Regions from separate parts of the Homo sapiens genome. Here region 2 is linked to region 1. A link is a contact called in ENCODE Hi-C or POLR2A ChIA-PET data. All regions are on one chromosome and are shown on one strand. The core of a region is the stretch at or near the end of the contact, and the rest is flanking DNA. Distances in the headings are between cores, read along the strand shown.

The links. A loop is a pair of places that touch in the nucleus more often than their neighbours do. ChIA-PET counts read pairs that join two places held with the same protein, here RNA polymerase II (POLR2A).
Region 2: a loop to region 1 is called in a map of endothelial cell of hepatic sinusoid, with 4 times the contacts of the local background. The contact joins two enhancer-like sites. A Hi-C loop is called at or near these places in 4 of 168 maps with a recorded cell type or tissue (dorsolateral prefrontal cortex, endothelial cell of hepatic sinusoid, endothelial cell of umbilical vein and 1 more) and 1 of 37 single-sample maps with no recorded cell type. POLR2A ChIA-PET finds 5 or more read pairs at or near these places in 1 of 52 experiments (PC-9).

The regions. Positions count from the first base shown.
Region 1 is chr9:70,156,607-70,162,600 of GRCh38, reverse strand. The region is part of intron 9 of MAMDC2 (MAM domain containing 2); the gene reads right to left. MAMDC2-AS1 (MAMDC2 antisense RNA 1) reads left to right here. Exons shown (of 4, transcript NR_040076.1): 3 at 4,859-5,089. Among named protein-coding and RNA genes, the nearest start is that of MAMDC2-AS1, 16 kb to the left of the region's middle. Within about 2 kb of position 2,685, at least 2 of the 41 ENCODE cell types and tissues checked have a DNase peak (open chromatin) inside an H3K27ac peak, as active enhancers do.
Region 2 is chr9:70,077,555-70,083,548 of GRCh38, reverse strand. The region is part of intron 2 of MAMDC2 (MAM domain containing 2); the gene reads right to left. Among named protein-coding and RNA genes, the nearest start is that of MAMDC2, 37 kb to the right of the region's middle. Within about 2 kb of position 2,913, at least 12 of the 41 ENCODE cell types and tissues checked have a DNase peak (open chromatin) inside an H3K27ac peak, as active enhancers do.

The DNA.
Region 1 (5,994 bases), core at 1,436-3,935:
AAGGATCACCTCGGCCCGGGAGGTTGAGGCTGCAGTGAACTGTGATCACATCACTGCACTCCAGCCTGGGTGACAGAGTGAGATCCTGTCTTAAAAAAACAAAACAAAACAAAAGTACCCAGGAAAGAAAAAGTAGAGAATCAGGTATGTCAGGAATTCATGTTCTCAAACCAAATCAAGATAGGTTTTAAAATAATCAGGGTTATTGCTTTTCACTTTATAGGATGTTATAGTTTAACAACTACCAAATATAATGAATAGAATTTTGCCAGGAAATGGAGGAAATAAATTTTGTTGGGTGCTGTGAAGTCAAATCAAATCAAATCTTTGTTATATAGTTCAAAAGGACTGTTTGTGTTAAAGAACTAAACACTGGCTGTATTAAATATTTTTTCACTGCCTTTTAGAGTAGATTCCATGACCTGCTTGATAGACATGGTAGACTAGGTTGTTGGGTTAATCCACCATCTACTTTACCAATTGAATGGCCCCATTTAGGCCTATAATTAGCATGTAAATGATAGCTTCCAGAAATTGCCTTCTATATTTGGATAGAAACATTTCAGTCCTGTGCCAACAATATCATAACTTACCCATTTTCACAAAATGAACCTAGTTAAGTTCTTATTATAAGTGGTAGACCTCAACAATTTCCCAGACGGTTTGATTTTGAGTTAAATTTAACTTTTCTTCTGATGAGGTTAAAATCTTTTGAAATCATTTGCACAGATAAATTTGGTTACGACAACTACAGAGTTGGTGGCATAATTATTCACAAAATTACTATAATCCAGTCAGTGAAATTCCAGAGCCCTTCATTAAGATGCTACTGACACATCTGTAAGATATACTATACGATGTAATTGCATTCATTTAACTGTTTGACAATAAGTTGTAATAGAGTTTTTAAAAAATTTCAATATTGAGATACTTGGCAAAATGGATGAAATTATTACAAATCCCTGAAGGCAGACTAAGTGAAGCTTTATCTAGAAAAGTAAGTGTGAGGCTTTAGCATTCTTAGAACCTAGCACTGTTTTGAGAAATAGCTGCAAAATTGCAAAAGCATGCCTGCTGCAGATACTATATTTGGTCTTCATCTCCCACAAAAGGCAGAATGACCATGTGTTTTTAAATAAGTTTTTAGCTGACCAATACTTTTTTTCTTAAAGGACCCATCTGGTTAGTTTTTTCTTTTTTAAAAGACCCATCTGATTTAATTCAACTTTTGGCTCTTACAAGCGACAGAGATCAAGCAGCTTCCAGCTTTTCTCAGTGTGAAAGTCTTTCTGCTCCCAGGAGCCTTCAGGTCTGGGCTAGGGACCACACTGTGATAGAATACAGGCCTGTAGCTGAACTTTTTCATTGCTATTTGGATGGTAAACATCCAAACCTCTCAACTCAAAGATTTCAGAAATCTGCTTTATTTTCTGATCTTTAGGCCACTGTAAGGGGAGGGGAGGTTCCAGAAGGGACCACAGAATCAGCTATTTTTTAGAATGAAGAACAGGTCCAGAGAGCCTGTGATAGCAGCTCACACAACAGCCAGTTGCAGACTCGGGTATGAAACATTACACCCCTTCCTGATCCCTGATAGAATGTATTTCATTATACAGCCCCCTCATTTTCCCTATTTTGCTTTAGGTATCTTAAAATACGATTCTGAGAGACATGATGCAACTCCCCAGTTAATAGCATGGGACCAAACATTTCTTTGACTTGTGTTTACAACAAGCTTCCTGTCATTTTGCCTTACGTTTGTTGATGGAGTATTTTGGTAACTCAGCACAGGAGCCTGACTCTTACATAGATTGTGGCTGATTTTCAGAACTGGCTAATGTCGAACCAGCCATAGTATCTCCTCCTTTCCACAGCAGCTCTTCCCTCACCTCAGCCACGTCCTTCTCACCCTTAGCCGAAGACATCACTGCCCTGCTCTGCGCTGAAAATGTAGGCCCCCCAGAAAGAATGCTCACAGCTTCTCCGACATCCACATCTACACCCTTATCTTCACTTGCACCCATTTTCACTTTTCCCCCTTGTTTTGAGAGCAAAGTGTGTCTGATTGCAAAGTTCATGTTCTTTTCATGGTGGGACAGAGAAGACTAATCCTACACAATTAATGTTGAAGATGCAAGTGGAAAATAAATGAGAAAAACCTCTGAAAAAAATGAACATTAGACAAAGCTAAGATGACATCATTTTTAATGTTTTAGTCTCTAATTCCCCACCCTAATAATGAAGACATTATTATATTTAATTACCCCATAAAGCTTTCATTATCACTGAAGGAAAATAGGTGCAAATGCCTTCCTGATTTTTACATGTACTCCTCAAGAGGGCAGGTGACCATCTGGTGACTTCTGTTTTTTGTTCTTTTTTTTTTCTGGAGACAGGGTCTCCCTCTGTTGCCCAGGCTAGAGTGCAGTAGCGCAATCACGGCTCACTGCAACCTCTCCCTCCTGGATTCGAGGGATTCTCGTGTCTCAGCCTCCTGAGTAGCTGGGATTACAAGCATGCGCCACCATGCCTTGCGAATTTTTTTACTTTTAGTAGAGACAGGGTCTTACCATGTTGGCCAGGCTGGTCTTGATCTCCTGGCCTCAAGTGATCTGTCTGCCTCACCCTCCCAAAGTGCTGGGATTACAGGTGTGAGTCACCGTGCCCAGCCAGTCTGGTGATTTCTAATAGGCCTCCGGGCTGCCTGTGATTTTGTGTAAAAAAAATCAGTGCTGGGCTAAAAATACAATGTGGTTTCTCTCTGGCCCACCTCCCATAGGGAGTTCTCCTGGTCAAACACTGCCCTGACAAATGTAATGTAATAAAATGTAAAGACCAATTTAATTGTCATGTCCAAGGACAGGCATTATAATTGGAGTCATTGTTGTGGCTCACTTGGAGTTACAAAAACGTCAGTCCTGCCAGAAGATAGATTTATAGAATGCAATCCACAAACAGCAAAAAGGAAGAATCTAGGTCCTCCTCTTGCCTCTCAAGGGCTCACTCTGCTCTAGATGAACCCCTCCTGGGCCTGAAGAAGACAGCAAGCACTTTTAGCAATCCTTTGCTAATAAGAATGCTGACTTTGCCCTACCCACCTCTGAGACATAGAGGCAATTAGCCTGATTTTCATTGATTCCCAAGCCAAAGTGTAGATCCATGAAGTGAAGAAGAGCTGCAGTTTAAAGCTTACATAACTCTTACCCCTTTTTAACCTATGCCACACTTATTTAACCAACTCCTAATAACAGACAATATGGTAGTTTCCACTCTCTCAGTATTATAAATATTACTGGAATGAACGATTATAGCTAAATCTTTGTGCATAACCATGATTATTTCCTTATGATAAATCCCTAGATGTAGAATTGTTATGTAATAAAGTATGCATGTTTGAGCGCTTCCTTTTTTATTCATGTAATTAAATTGTTATTAAAACATTGTGCCAATTTACCCTCATATAAGAGCACATGATAATCCTTATTTCCTTGCATCCTCACCTTTCCAGGGTAATGTTATACGTGTGTGTGTGTGTGTGTGTGTGTGTGTGTGTATTATGCATGCACACATATATGTTTATATATATACATATACAGTCATACACTGCATAATGACATTCCAGTCAATGATGGACTGCATGTACAATGGTAGTTCCATAAGATTATACTACCATATTTTTACTGTACTTCTGTCTCTTTAGATATGTTTAGATACAAAAATACTTACCATTGTGTTGTAACTGTTGCCATTATTTAATACAATAACATGCTGTATAGGTTTAAAGCCCAGGATCTGTAGGCTATACCATACAGTCTAGGTGTGTAGTAGGCTATACCATCTAGGTTTGTATAAATATTCTATGATATCCTCACAAGGACAAAATTGCCTAACAAACACATTTCTTGGAATGTATCCTTATCATTAAGTGATACATGACTGTATATACATATATAAGTACATTTGAATGTATTTATTCAATTATCAATTAAAAATTTTTTCACTTTAGAAAACATTAATATGTATACATATGTATAGTACATATATTGAAAAATAAATCTTTCACTTAGACCAGAAAACATTTATATGTATATATGTACATATTATATATATTTAAAAATAAATATTTCACTTTAGACCCAAATATGCATATATGTATATATATAAATGGGTATATATATTTATACTTGCATCTAAAGTGAAAGATTTATGTTTTAATTCATAAATTGAACAATACAAACAGTGTACAGTATAAATACAGCAATTAATACAAACATCATACTCCAGGGTATTATGTTTTTAAAATATTTTGATAGACAAATGTATTATTTCATTACTTTTAAGATTTCTTTGGCTGGGTGTGTTGGCTAACACTTGTAAAGCACTTTGGGAGGTCATACATGGGTGGATCGCTTGAGCCCAGGGGTTTGAGACAAGCTGGGTAATAGTGAGACCACATTTCTACAAAAAATGCAAAAATTAGCTGTACATGATGGTGCACACCTGTACTTCCAGCTACTTGGGAGGCTGAGGTGGGAGGATCACCTGACCTTGCAGAGGTCAAGGTTACAGTGAGCTATGATCACACCACTGGACTCCAGCCTGGGTGACAGAGTAAGACCCTGTCTAAAAACATAATGTCTTTGATTATAATGAGGTTGGGTATATTTGTGCATTTATTTTCTGGTTATATTTCTTTTTTTCTGATTTGCCTGTATATATCCTATCCGCTTTCCTATTGCTTAGTTTACCTTTGGCTTATTGATTTATTAGATTTATATATTTATTTTAAATGTATTAAGACTTTGTTGCATATGTTGCAACCTTTTTTTCCCCCTCTGACTTGACATTTGCCTTTCAGATTTGTTTATGTGGCATTCCTCGTTTGAATAAAGCAGAACCAAATGTCTTGGTTTGAAGATTGAGATGAAATGGGAGGGCCACAAATAGTAATTTATCTTTGAGCATCGTATAGATAAACATGTAACCTGATACTAAACAAAAGTAAATGCTCATGGACTGTCAGTGATGTGGTGGGATATGCCAGAGGGAAGTGATTTGTGGACTCACTGGAGAGAGACTTCTACTAGAAGTAAGTACTAAACAGATAGTGCAGAAAATATCCAGAGAAAGACATATAAGAGGAGGAGGGAAAGGTAGGCATATCTATGCAAAAGGAAATAAGGTATGTTTCCTCTGGTGAAATTAGAGAGTCTTTATTAATGTGTGAATTGTCAATTTCTAATTGCATGAGTTGAGCTTATAGCTCTAGAGGCCAGCAAATACTTATTTGGTCTATGAGCTCAGAAAACCAGAGGATCCCCAGAGAATCTCAATGCGAGCATCAAAAAATAATGTGGCATCACCTAGAATTTGGGAAAATATTTCTTTAAAATGCAATGACTGTACGGCTGTGAAATATTCACAAGATAGAAGTTTGGAAGTGGGGAAGGGAAGTGGTATTTTCAGGTTCATAAACAAACTTTGGAATAAATGTTTGCCTAATTAAGCTTATTAGTAAAACTATAGGGAAAGAATGCCTGGTCTGTCTTTTCGGATGTCTCCATATTGCTGGGAGAACAAATTGCTGATCCAACAATGTTCCATGAAATTACTCAGAAAACTCACGAAAGAATGGACTGACATAAACACTATGTTCGTGTAAAGTATGTGTCAGCAACTACCAGTTGTGCTAATCTATCTTCCCAGTAATTTTCTCATAAGTTGGCATGAAACACAGAAGGTCTCAACAAATAACTGAAAGGAAATGAAACAGAAGGAAAACAAGAGTATCTCAGCCTGCCTTACTCATATTTAAAGCAATGTAGAATTCATGAACTCACAAATGATGCTGAGTTTAGCTTGAAAAACTCAAGAGTAGGTTCCTTTTCCATACTTAGCTCCTTATTCTTTGACATGAAAACTTATTCCACTTGACAGTATAATTTTCCTTGTTCTGTGTACAAAGCCACCTTAATCTGCTCTATAATGTGTTGA
Region 2 (5,994 bases), core at 1,664-4,163, 79 kb after region 1:
CTTATTGCTTTTATACAGAATAGATTGTCATAAGTGGTGGATTGGACAGGACTTGCTTTGGCTTAGGAGACATATTATATCCATGCAAAAAAAATTTTCACTGAACTATGGATCCCTTAATTGCTTTAGCTATAGAATGAGCAACACTTTTTTTTTAATAAAAGCAACGATATATGAACTATTTTCCAAAACTCTAGTACAAAACAAATATAACTTTAAAAAATGAAAATGAGAGAATCCCATAGATATACACTGTAAAATGAAAATATTGATTTATTATAGTACTGCTAAACATCAGTGGTACAATATAAAGAGAGAAGGGAGGGCAACAGTGGGCAAACCACCCATTCATATCTGAAAATGAGACAATAGCAGCCACTGCTGCCTTCCACAGTTTTCAAAAGTTGGCCAGGTTGGCTATTATGCCTTCTGATTTTACTTATAAAATAAAATGTCCTATGATTCCTTTTTGTTTTTTCCATCTTTAGCAGGAGATGCTAGGCGCTAAACATGCTTTGAAATTTTACAGATGATAGGTAGTGTCTTCTAGAATATTTCCATTGTATCTTAATTTTTTTTACATTTTCAACATTCCTTTTGGACAATGTAGTGGGGGAGAGGCATTTATTAGAAAGTTCTGACTTGCAGGTGGCATTGTATTATGCGCCAAGAGTGAACCAGATAGAGGAAGTTGCTCCTTAAGCTTGCAGGTCTGAAAGAACAAGGAATTGCCTCTCTTCAAAGGCAAGTAACTTCCATGATTGACACTTTTCTCTCATCAGCCCTCCAACAGTAATTATGCCAGAAACAGACCCAAACCTGGGCTAGTCACTTGTAGCAGGCTTTCTGGACATAAGGCTGTAATCACACCTGACTTTCCTTTCAGATAAGAAGTCCAGCCACTTCTTTAATTTATCGGATTATAAGGTAGAGGATATATATATTTAAAAATACCCCAATAGTCTTGCAGAGGTTAGAAGATGATAGCACTCCAAACTAGGAACAATTGAGTAAAAGCATAAAAAACTAGTGATATTAAATGAAAGACCATCCTTTCATTCACTTTTTAAATATGTGAATTACAGACTTACTTCCATGGGCAAATTATATTAGACTGAAGCTTGGCTTTTGAAGATGCCTTTTTTAAAAGAGTTTTTTTACCTAATGAATTTGACATTTCCAGAACAACTATAATTCATAGAGATTTCTGTAGCTTACATAAGGGCTGTTACCCACACCATCTTATCTGAGCTCCCCAGCAATCATTTAAGAGGATATTATTATTCCATGTTCTCTATATCATTTATTTATTTATTTATAGAGACAGGGTCTTGCTATGTTGCCCAGGCTGGTTGTAAACTCATGGACTCAGCCACATTCTGTATATCCTAACACTTCACAGTCTGTATCAAGAAGCAAGATGGAAATTCCTGTATGCATTTGTTTCTTCTCTTTTATTTTCCCTGCCCCACAGGCCTAAGCCACACTCATCTTGTGGATGACACTGGAGCTGTGACAGTCTGTTCTGTCCAGGCAGGGTGTCTTTTATTTTTATTGGAAATAAGATTATCACAGGTAAGAACATCTGGCATAGGCACAGTAGGTGACGGGTAAGAATTAGGTGATTTGATTGTAATTGGTTAGCTTCCTTAGATATTCCCAGGAGGAAGTAATGGCCTCAGGGGGCCTCCAGAAAAAAAAAGATCTCATGAAATTTCTTTCGCTTAGTGGATTGAGCCTGGGGCTAGCTCATATGATGACTATGGGACCTTCAATTTGCTGAATCTATCCACAAGCTTCTACACTCTTTGGGAGATTGGTTAAAAGTCTCTCGAAGACACCAAGACTTCAAGAGAAGTCTTGAGTTCTTCAGAGAAGTCTGGAGAAGACTGAGAATTTGTAAGGCAGTTTCATTGTTTTTGAAGGGTTTTTTAATATCCCCTAATTTTACTTGTGTTGGTCTATCTGTGGAAATGTGTGGTATGTACACACACACAAACCATACTACAGACAAACTCATAATACGAAACATTAAAGTTTTGTTTCTGCTGTTCTGAATATGCTTTGGTGCATGGAGACCTGGCAGGACTATAAAAATAAGGTATAACAAACTCATCCCAAGCAAGGGGCAGGAGAGGACAGTGCCTCCCTGGTCATCAATTACAATGACACATTCAAAGCCTAAGTCAGCTCTCCACTCACAGATTTGGACATTCCCTCCCCCTCCAGGACGGTTCTTGTGGCTTTCCATTGCTCTTGAGCCCAAGATAAACATCCTCAAGATCTGACTTATCATCTATCACTAGACCAAACCACATTACCTCATTTTCCTCTTCCCTGCCTACTCCCAAATTAAATCTTACTCCTGGCCTGCCCTTCTTCCCCTTCCCTGTCCCATCAAGCTCTCTCCTTTGTGTCAAACAAACAGCTGACAGTCTCTCTTCAGCCAGACTCTCAAAAATCAAACAAAAAAAGGTAATTTTCAGCCCTATGTAAACCATTTGGCTCAACAAACATTTATTATTAAGTGCCTACTTTATGCCAGGCAGAAAACAAAAACACATCAAAGGGCCTACCTCAGTGAGCTGACAGTCTACTGTGGAAGTATTATGTTCCAGGGATGCCTGAGTCAGGGCACCTAACCGGACCAGTAACCCCAAATCTCTCTTCATTTGACAGTGGAGGATTTTTAAAAATTAGGTGTTTCCACACTGTTTTTCACAAAATAGGAACTAGACCTGTTTGGGGATTAAAACCTTCCTGACCATTTAGAAACTCTGCAATATTTTCCATTCCTCGATGTTCAGTTTGCACTTGGCCACAAGACGTGGTTTAGGAAGAGCTGTTGGCCGCTAACTCAACACAGATTGGCAATGACACATGGAAACCTAGGAAACTGACTGTGTAAACAAACAATACTCCCAAATACACACACGGCCCAACCAACTGCCCCTGCAAACCCCACCACTGCAGAGCAAGGCACTTTTTTCTTCCTTTTTTCTTAACAGAGGACCTTAAGGTAAAAAATAAAAATAAAAATTTCCAGCAACAGGAAAATGATTAAATAGATTATGATCCATATTACAGACTGTTAGGCAACTATTTAAAATAATGAGTTAGATCGCTGTTGACCTGGAAATGTCACATGTATGAATGTGCAGATCTCTATAGACTTGGAAATGTCACATGCATGAATGTGTGTGGATATATGTACACATACATGTATAGTGCTACAGCATATAAAAACATAGGTACACTTTCATAAGCTTTAAAAATAATGTTTCTACATACATAGAGTGATTGTGGAAAGATGCATGCAGCACGCTGCTTTGATAATATTAGCTACCTCGAGGAGATGGGAAGAGGAAGACTATTAATCTATTAATTAGTCATTTATCCCCCATATTCTGTATTATTTGAATGGTCATAAAGGCATGAATGGTTTGGTCATTTAAAATAACCAATAGTGTATTAAAGCAAAAACAGGAGATGGAGAAAATACTATCTGCCCTACAAAATGAATGATACATTTAAAGTGTTTCAACATACACAAAGTAAATAAGAATAGTATTTTGCAATAACACTTGTAATTACACAACATCTAACCACCAAGAAGCTCTGTTTGCAGACAAACTTTCATTCAGTTTTAATCGACTGCAGCTGCACATGCTCCCACTCAGCCAGATAAAGGGCAGGTGTGTTTTGCTTATGTTGGGGACAGGCCGAAGGCACACCTGTCAAACAACTTCTGCAAGGTTGCACAGTGAGCTGTGGATCCCAGGGAAGTCCTCTGAAACTCACCCATTCATGTGTTCATGCTGGGTCTCTGGTTTGCAAAGGACAGATTTATTATGACATCTGAGAATAAACAAGTAGCCATTTTCCTATCAAAAACTCAGAAGTGGCCATTACATGTGCAGTTTAGAAGCAATTAGTCCAGTGCTCACAAATAACTCATGGAGGCTGACCAGAAAGCAAACCCCCTTGGCTTTGATTCATAACCCCCCAGCAGACCACCCACACTGTATGCTTAAGGACCATGTGTGCTCATCAACAAAACAATAAGATCTGACAGTCTAGGGCTGTTTATACTCATGGTGCTCTGCTGGGTGGCTCACTCAGTAGGAGAGAATAGTTAAGGTCATTCTTATAGCAGTTTATAATGTCATGAATTTGTTCCTTGAATAAGCCCTTTGAGAGCTTCTGTGTCTCAACATCAGAAAATCATCCTAGATCCATACTTGTACACAACAGTCTGTGCCAGTGAGATTCATTCTTTTGGGAGCTCTGCTAATAATGCACGGTAAGTGAGCCAATAGTCATCTATAGCATCTCAGGGCTTCCCCTTGGGGTGGAGGGTCAGGTAGAGCATGGTTTATTACCAATGAGTGTGCATCAGAGGCCAGGAGTTGGTGACCCAGTTGGGTGTCTTGACAACAAAACACACTAGCTAGGGGGAGGCTGGAGTGAAGACAAATTCCAGAAGATGGCTCCCTCTGTGCTAACCCTGAGGTCTTGGGATTCTCAGATGGACAGTTTGTGAAGTAAAGATCAATTGGAGCTGGTCACCTGAAGCAGGCTGGGTTTGCTGTGGGCCATCCAACATCCCCACTTCCTAAGGAGGTAGAATTCCTAAGGGAAGGAGGGCAATAATTCTGAGTGTGCGAGGCCTGGGGATGAGGATTTTTGTTGGCAGGACATGGCAGCTTGCATGATAGGCTTGGCTACCCATTGTTTCTTAATTAACAGCTGAGAAAAGAAAAGAATTTTCATTGGAGGAACGCAAATCCTTTAAAATTTTCAGGTCCAGAGAGATATTAAAAGGAGGTAGCAATTACATCCTACTCCCGGCTTTGAGCTATGTTTTCATGTCTTGAAACTGCTTGCTATTGCCCAGATAGCTATAAATTAACCTAATCATGCTACACAGGGTACTACAACCCACACCCTATACCTTAACAATGTATATAGCCAATCACTAATCAACATTGTTTTTGTAAACCAATAAGAATTCCTAACTTTGTGTTAGTTCACTCCGTGTCCCCTTTCTTCACCTTTAAAAACTTGCTTATAACAAAGGTCAATGGAGCTCATACCCAAGGTTGCTTGAGTCTGAGTCTTCTGGGCAGCTGTCCTCACTTGGCTTGTGAAACGTTTAAATTATATTTTGTGCCTCAGCCTCTTCACTTTAGGTTGACGTAGCATAAAACATTATGTGGGCACTTTGAAAAATACCACTGAAGGGGCCTAAGGTAAAACATGAACATTCTGAAGGAGAGAAACGGGGTAAGAGGGAGTTATCAGATTGATTTAAGGTTAGTAAGATACACAGATTAAATGGTGTGTGCTCTTACAGAGTCACCTTGGATATCCATCCTGCATTCAAGATGATTTTGCAAAAGCAAATGAACCCCTAATTGTCATGATCTCACACATTGTGCACTATAGCAGTTTTTTTTCTATTTCCTAATAAAAATTATAAGTAGGAATGGTGGAATTGACTTCCTAATAAAAATTATAAGTAGGAATGGTAGAGTGAAGTCTCTGAAATTAATTAATTGATTCTGAGTTTCAAGGGACACATACATACAAATGAAATTTTCTTACCTGTGAATATCACATGCAGTGCAGTGTTGTAACTTCACACCTTTTGTTGTTTGGGCTGGGCTTTCATACTAGCTTGCCTCTCCTGGACTGAATCCCTGCTTTGTTTCTTGCAAATGGACCAACACAGTCAAGAAAGGCTTGGCATTGACATCTCTGGTTCATGAAAACCAATAAGAAAGTCCAAATGGCCTGCACCCCTCAGAACATCCAAAGAGGAAGCAAGGGTCAATGATAACTATTCTCTAAGATGGGCATGTGATGCATACAGCACTAACATGACACTACCATCATCTCAATTTCTCATGAAGGTAGAGTTCAGAAATTATAATTCCTGATGCCTATTCCATGCATCATGGAGCCATGCTGTCTAAATGTCAGCCACTAGCC